Linked DNA regions of Homo sapiens: region 2 is linked to region 1. The links are chromatin contacts, found by Hi-C or POLR2A ChIA-PET in ENCODE. All regions are on one chromosome and are shown on one strand. Each heading gives the region's core, a stretch centred on a gene start or an enhancer-like site at or near the end of the contact. The rest is flanking DNA. Distances are from core to core; before and after follow the strand shown. Region 1 overlaps LOC124901795 (a long non-coding RNA gene). Region 2 has its middle 53 kb from the start of VIPR2.

Region 1 (3,315 bases), core at 531-3,030:
TTATCAACTGCACAATACAACATCGCCATTTATGACACTATTATTCTGCTCTCACCAGGGGTCTGGCCTTTGAAATGTAACCTCCGTGTATCCAGGGATTTCTCACTGAGCTTTAACATTTTACCCCCAGATAGTACTTGGCCCTGGAAACACGAAAGGCGGAGATTTGACTGTTATAAGGAGGAAAATAAATCTTTTTTTCAATTTAAAAGATGAATTCAAGTTAACAGACCTAGAAACGTTGGCTGAGCCTCCAAATGGAGACATGTGTACCCGCAGTCCCAGGCCATAAATAATCACGGCATCTGGCTAGCGAGCACCCAGTGCTATAAAGAATTATTGGACCATAAAAATAAGCCTTCAGTAATGTATAAAGAACCCCCACAACTCAACAACAAAAAAACAAACAGCTCGATTCAAAAATGGTCAAAGGACTTGAATAGACAATTTCTTCAGAGAAGACATACAAATGGCCAATAAACCCATGAAAAGATGCTCACTATCACAGGTCATTAGGGAAATTCAAATCAAAACCACAATGAGGTGCCACCTCACAGCCATTAGGGTAACAAGTATCAAAAATAGAAGACAGCAAGTGCTCGGGATGTGGAGAAACTGGAGGATGTGGGGACACCGGGACCCTTTACATTGCTTGAGGGGATGTAAAACAGGGCAGCCGCTGGGGAAGACAGTGTGGCGGCTCCTCAAAACCTTAAAAATAGAACTGCCATATGACCCAGCAATTTCACTTTTGGGTATTTCTCAAAAAGAACTGAGAGCAGGGACTTGGGCAGATGCCTGTGCACCCGTGTTTAGGGCAGCCTTATTCACACCCACTAAACATGGTCCAACCCAAGCGTCCGATAACGGATGAACGCATAAACAAAATGTGGTCTATCCATACGGTAAAGCATTATTCAGCCTTTAAAAAAGGAAGGGGATTCTGGCACCTGCCACAATGCGGATAAACCCTGAGGACATTATGCTCGGTGAAGTAAGCCAGACACAAAAGGCCCACGATGGTATGGCTGTGCTCAGAGACTGACGGTCATCAGATTCACAGAGACAGAAGGTAGAAGGGGGTGGGGGATGGGGAGCACTTGCTTAAAGGGACAGAATTTGTTGGGGAAAATGAAGGGGTTCTAGGGTGGACGATGGTGATGGCCACACATCATAGTGAATGCACTTAATGCCACACAACTGTGTACTTAAAAATAGTTAAAACCACTCATTTCACGTTAAAGAGCCTTCGGTGACAGTCTCAGGTGAGCTGATGTCATGAGCGGGAGACAGTGAGGGTGTGGACGTGTGGTTCATGGTGCAGCAGGGTCAGCCTTGGGGACCCAGAAAGCTGCACCGAATGTCGCCTCGGAAAAACGAAACAAAGTCAGGGCTCGCCCTCCCTTAAGTCTCCTCTTTCTGTTCGGACTTCACCTCCACCCTGCCTGTGTTCCTAACTTTGAAAGCTGTGGTGGGCGTGGGGAGTGGAGGAGCTGGGTGCCCCCCCGACCACCTGCCAGCCCCAGCTGGGAGCAGAGGCCTGAGGACGCGCACTGAGGGGCCAGGCGTGACCTTCTGCCTGTCATTTTTTCCTCTCTTCCTTTTTTTTTTTTTCGCTTTTCTTCAAGATTTTATCTTTTTGGAGCAGCTTTAAGTTCACATCAAATTACAAGAAAGGTACAGAGAGCTCCCACATACCTGACCCCCCAGAGCCTCTGCATTTCCAACAACGCCCAGCAGAGGGCGAATTTGCTACAGTTGATGAACCCACAGTAACGTCATTATCACCCAGAGCCACAGTTTTCATTAGGGCTCCGTCTCAGTGCTGTACGTGACGTTCTCATGGGATCTCTGGGGTGCCGATTTTTCCGGCCGGAAACCTCTGTGGCTGCAGCGCCTTTGCCAGAGCTCTTGTCCTGCGTCTAGGAAGAATGAGGTACGCAGACAAGTGAAGCGTGAAGAAGAAAAGTTGTATTTAGTGTCAGAACAGCTCAGAGGAGTGGGTGGCTCCTCTCGTAGGCAGGTCGTCTCTCGAGTGTTCAGCTTTCAGCAGAGAGGAGGCCCCAGAGAGGGAAGCTGCTCTCTGCAGGCAGGTCATTCAGATGTCTCTGCAGGTCTCTGAAGCTCTCAGCAGAGAGGGTAGCTCCTCTCTGTGGACAGGTTGTCTTGCCTTCTGCTGTTCTCAGTGGAGAGGGTACTCCTCTCTGCAGCTGGTCATCCCATCCGGTCGTCTCTCTGCCCTCTGTCCTCTTCATCCTGTGACCCTTCTCTGCCCTGCTCTGGCTGAGCCCAGAGCTTGTATGGACCTCTGAGGGGAGGAAGTGCATGCCGATTGGTCCATAAGTGGTCATGGGTGGGCCCAGAAGAGGCATCAAGAGTCCCCACTCCTGTCTGCAGCACTGGCAGCCCAGCCCCCAGCCTTCAGGCCCTCGCTGGCCTGAAGGTAGGGCCTTCCTGGGGACCTGCCCCTTCTACCCAGAAATCAATCTGCCTCCCACGGCCCTTCATGGCCCCTGGGCTTGGCCCCAGCCCCAGCTCTGAGATCGGAGCAGGCGCTAGGAGTGGAGAGAGGCCAGGCAGCAGAAGACACCCCCGAGCCTGCAGGGATGTGGTAGGGGGGGTCCTTCCTGGGGCCCCTGAGGGTGTAGGCTGCAGAAACACCCAGGTCCTGTACCCGGGAGGGCGGCCACAGCTGCACCTGGGAGCTCCCACCAACTCGGAAGGGGCAGGGCTCCTACTTGTCCCTAGCTCCTGCCCGCTTTTTGGAATAGGAGGCCCAGGTTTGCAGCCGTGGGTGCCGCAGCTGCAGCTGTACCCGGGAAGGCAGATCTTGCCTGTTCCCAGCTCCCTCAAGTGCACAGGGAGGCTCATATCCACAGCTGCAGTTTGGGCAGCTTCGTAGAGCAGGAGGCCTGGGTCTGCAGCTGTGGTTTGGGCAGGTGCAGCAGCACGGGGAGCACGGACAGCTCCCTTCCGAACTCAGAAGGGGCGGGGCACCCACTGGCTCCATGGAGTGTGAGGCCCCAGCCACGCTTCCCTGCTGCAGGCGGATGATGGCAGCAGCCACTGCTGTCAATGTAGGTTTGGCTACATGTGTAATGACACACATCCTCCATTATAGTATCATAGAGTTGTTCCACCGTCCCAAAAATATCCTGTGCTCCACCCATGCACCTCCCCTCCGTGCTCCACCCACGCACCTCCCCTCCGTGCTCCACCCACGCACCTCCCCTCCGTGCTCCACCCACGCACCTCCCCTCCGTGCTCCACCCACGCACCTCCCCTCCGTGCTCCACCCACGCACCTCCCCTCTTT
Region 2 (3,315 bases), core at 574-3,073, 220 kb before region 1:
AGAAGCTCACCCACCCTGTTTCCCTGTTTCCATGTTTCATCTTTGGAAGCTCAGAGGCCATCCTGACAGAGGAGTGTTGATGACACAGGAGAGGTTGGATAATTTCAGCAGGCTTAAGATTTTATTTTGTCCTGCATGTAGGGCTCACACTGTAATCCTAGCACCCTTTGAGGCCAAGAGAGAATCCCTTGAGCCCAGGAGTTCAAGAGCAGCCTGGGCAACATAGTGAGACTCCCAGCTCTACAAAAAAATTTTTCAATTTGCCTGGCATTGTGGTGTATGCCTATAGTCCCAGTACACAGGAGGTTAAGGTGGGAAGATTACTTGAGCCAGGGAGGTCAAGGCTGCAGTGAGCCCTGATAGTGCCACTGTACTCTAGCCTGGGCAACAGAGCAAGACTCTCAAAAAAAAAAAAAAAAGAAAGAAAGATGTGATGCCTTCAGTCCCTCATCAGCAGTTATACTAACTATGCATTCTGTAAAATTATAATTAATCTTAAATTATTTCTCAAGAAGAGAAATGGATTCTGGTTTTATATATGTTTCTGTTACAGTTGACAAGCTGGTCCTGAAACACCACCAGTGGAGGTGCGGACGGCAGTGGCAGCAGCATCCACTCACCGTGTGAGTCCTGCAGGACCCAGGCGAGGCTCTGCCTGGTCACTGAGGCAGAGCTTGGACCCCGCACTTGGGGGACAGTGGGAGGCTGCTGCCTCTAACGGCTCAGTCGAGGCTTCCGTTCTCTGTCCGTGGCTCTAACCAGGCTCTGAGCAGCCTTGAGTCCTCTTCACTCCTGGAACTCACCTGGAAAGGGTTGGTGGCTCCTTCTCTCCAGCACTTCAGTGGGTTCGGGATGGCATTGGTGGGGGGAATGTCCTGTGTGTGAGATTTCTGCACACACGTGTGAGTGTGTTATGTGTGCACGTGTGTGCATGTGACATGTGCCTCATGTGAAACTGAAGAGAAACACAGTAGATGCTCTATGGCCTCCACTCTGTGGCTCCCTTGGCAGCAGTTTTTACCCACACCCACCGTTTCTTATGCAGCAGATGTGTTTTCACACAAAACTGCCCACAGACACGCACTGTGTGAATCAGACAGAAGCCGAGCCACTTGGTGCACAGGTGTGGAGAGAGGAGAGACCCACGCCTGCTGAGGCAGCCTCTGTCCACCTTCTTAAGTCCCTCACCAAGCAGGGCTTGAACCCCTCTTCCAGTTAGAAGGTGAGGAAAGAAGGGTGGGGAGCGTCCTGCTCTCAGCTATGGCCACCGTCTCCATGCTCAGCCATGCTTGGGAAGAACCCCACACACCAGCTCCCCCAGGCCCGAGGTCCTCCCGGGGGCCCATCCTGAACTTCACCAGGGACAGATTCATTAGCACTTGGGTCTAAATGACAAATAATCAGTGGTTAAAGTCTGTTGACATTTTAGGGGGATCAAAAGTGGTGAAGGAGCTGCCTTCCGGAGGCCTCCAGGCCAGCGGGCCCTCAGCTCTCTCGGTCTCGCTGGGGCCTGCCTCCTTCTCTGGCATAGAAACAGCAGGAGCTCAAAATATTTGAAAAAGGAAGGAAAAGAGGAATAAATAAAGGAAGGAAGGTAAGAAGTAGAGAAGAGAGGTAAGAAGGAGACTGGAACCTTCTGAAATCCCCCCTTGTTGCTGACATTGAGGGGCCCCTCTCCGAGCCACACACACCTTGCAGGTTTGTATTTGTGCCCAATGGACTAGACCCAGTGGCTGAGCCGGGAGGCTGAGGCTGTCTTCCTTCTGTCACACGTGATAACGTGAAAGTGCTGTGCAAATACAGGATGTAAGAACAAGAGAAATTTAGCATTCTCATTCTGCAGTGATATGACTGATAAGTGATATGACTTGCCTTAAAACACAAACTCGAGCTCAGGGCACCCAAAGCCTCTCACTCATCTATCCGTTCACGTATCCCTGGAGCTTCTCCTGCAGGCCAGTGCGAGGAGGCCGTGACCAAAACACGGCTCCTGTCTTCAGGGAGCCTGTGACTTCCCTGGGGAACGAGGTAAACAGGTCATGAAGACGCATAGTAGCTGCTGAGGGAGCTAAATAAAAGCACGTGGGAGGAGCCTCTAACTGGGGAGTTTTTCCTGGGAGGAGTCTGGTGAGCTGAGCCCTAAAGGACCAGAGGGAGGAACCTCTGACTGGGGAGCTTTTCCTGGGAGGAGTCGGGTGAGCTGAGCCCTAAAGGACCAGAGGAAGTCAGCCACGCTAAGGAGCGGGGAAGGCCTGGGGGAGGCTGTTTCTAAGCAGGGAGCAGAATGCACGAAGCCCCCAAGGCCCATGAACTCTGTGGCAAGCCCGGGTGGGCACGACTGGGCTGGCTGCAGTCTCCCTCAGTTCCACCACCCTGTCTGCAAGGAGCAAAGAAACCCCAAAGTACTTTGTTGTCTTAGTAAACACAACAGGTGACTCAGGGTATTACGTCTCTGATTATGATAATTTGTAAAAGTAATAGAAGCACGTTTGAGAAAATGTTGAAAATCAAAGGGGAAAAATATGTACCTTTAATCTTATCACTGAGCATAGTGAACATAGCAATTTAGATATATTTCCTTGTATCCTCTTCTATATACAAAAAGAGTTAATCGTAGTTTATGTACAATTTCATAATTAGATTTTTCACTAACCTTTATAATCACTGGTGTATTTCATACGCGAGGGCCAGCACCATGGCATGCAAACTGGGGCTCAGCCTCCATCTTCCCACATGCAGCGCCGTGAGGGACCCCTGGGATTTGACGTGGAGGCAGGGGTGCCCTTCAGTCTTGCAAACTCACTGAGCACGTGCCAGGCCTGAGCCAGGCGGTGGCAAGAGAGACAGGTGATGCCACAGAGGCACTGACATTCCAGCATGGTGACAGACAAATCAGGTTTTAAAAAGTGACAGAAACTAAGCAAGATGATTACAACATGCAATTTGTGTTGTAATGAAACTATCACAGGATTTTATCAAATGAGATGATAAAGGTTTTATAAATTTGAAAGCCAAATAGAAAATTAATATGATGATGATTTTTATTAGTGACATAGTTCATTTCTAAGATAATTGATAATATGTTTAGACTAAAATTGTCATAAGAAATATTTAATATTAATGGAAACTTATGTTTATTACAGAAGTGGTAAGAAGGAGCAGGCCGGGTGACCTTTCCTGCTGATTTATTACCTTATAAAAGATTCCAGGAAGTATTTTGAAAACACCATTTTCTGGTCTCTTTAAAGCACATATGCTGGGAAAGTGGCCAAGATGCAAACTCTTAAGCTCTTGGAGGATTTCAAATGTATCCCC

What was found. Hi-C counts contacts between places; a loop is a spot of excess contacts on that map. ChIA-PET counts read pairs that join two places held with the same protein, here RNA polymerase II (POLR2A). Pooled maps may share reads with other maps.
Region 2: a map of HCT116 shows a loop between it and region 1 (4-fold over the local background). The contact joins two enhancer-like sites. A Hi-C loop is called at or near these places in 1 of 168 maps with a recorded cell type or tissue (HCT116) and 7 of 50 pooled maps. POLR2A ChIA-PET finds 5 or more read pairs at or near these places in 2 of 52 experiments (WTC11 and activated CD4-positive, alpha-beta memory T cell).

The regions. Positions count from the first base shown.
Region 1 is chr7:158,975,661-158,978,975 of GRCh38, reverse strand. It overlaps LOC124901795 (a long non-coding RNA gene), which reads right to left. Exons shown (of 2, transcript XR_007060626.1): 2 at 1-2,308. Among named protein-coding and RNA genes, the nearest start is that of LINC00689, 31 kb to the left of the region's middle. RefSeq lists enhancers at 2,153-2,202, 2,213-2,332, 2,274-3,014. Within about 2 kb of position 1,780, at least 9 of the 41 ENCODE cell types and tissues checked have a DNase peak (open chromatin) inside an H3K27ac peak, as active enhancers do.
Region 2 is chr7:159,196,224-159,199,538 of GRCh38, reverse strand. No RefSeq gene overlaps it. Among named protein-coding and RNA genes, the nearest start is that of VIPR2, 53 kb to the right of the region's middle. RefSeq lists a silencer at 2,085-2,154 and an enhancer at 2,265-2,374. Within about 2 kb of position 1,823, at least 8 of the 41 ENCODE cell types and tissues checked have a DNase peak (open chromatin) inside an H3K27ac peak, as active enhancers do.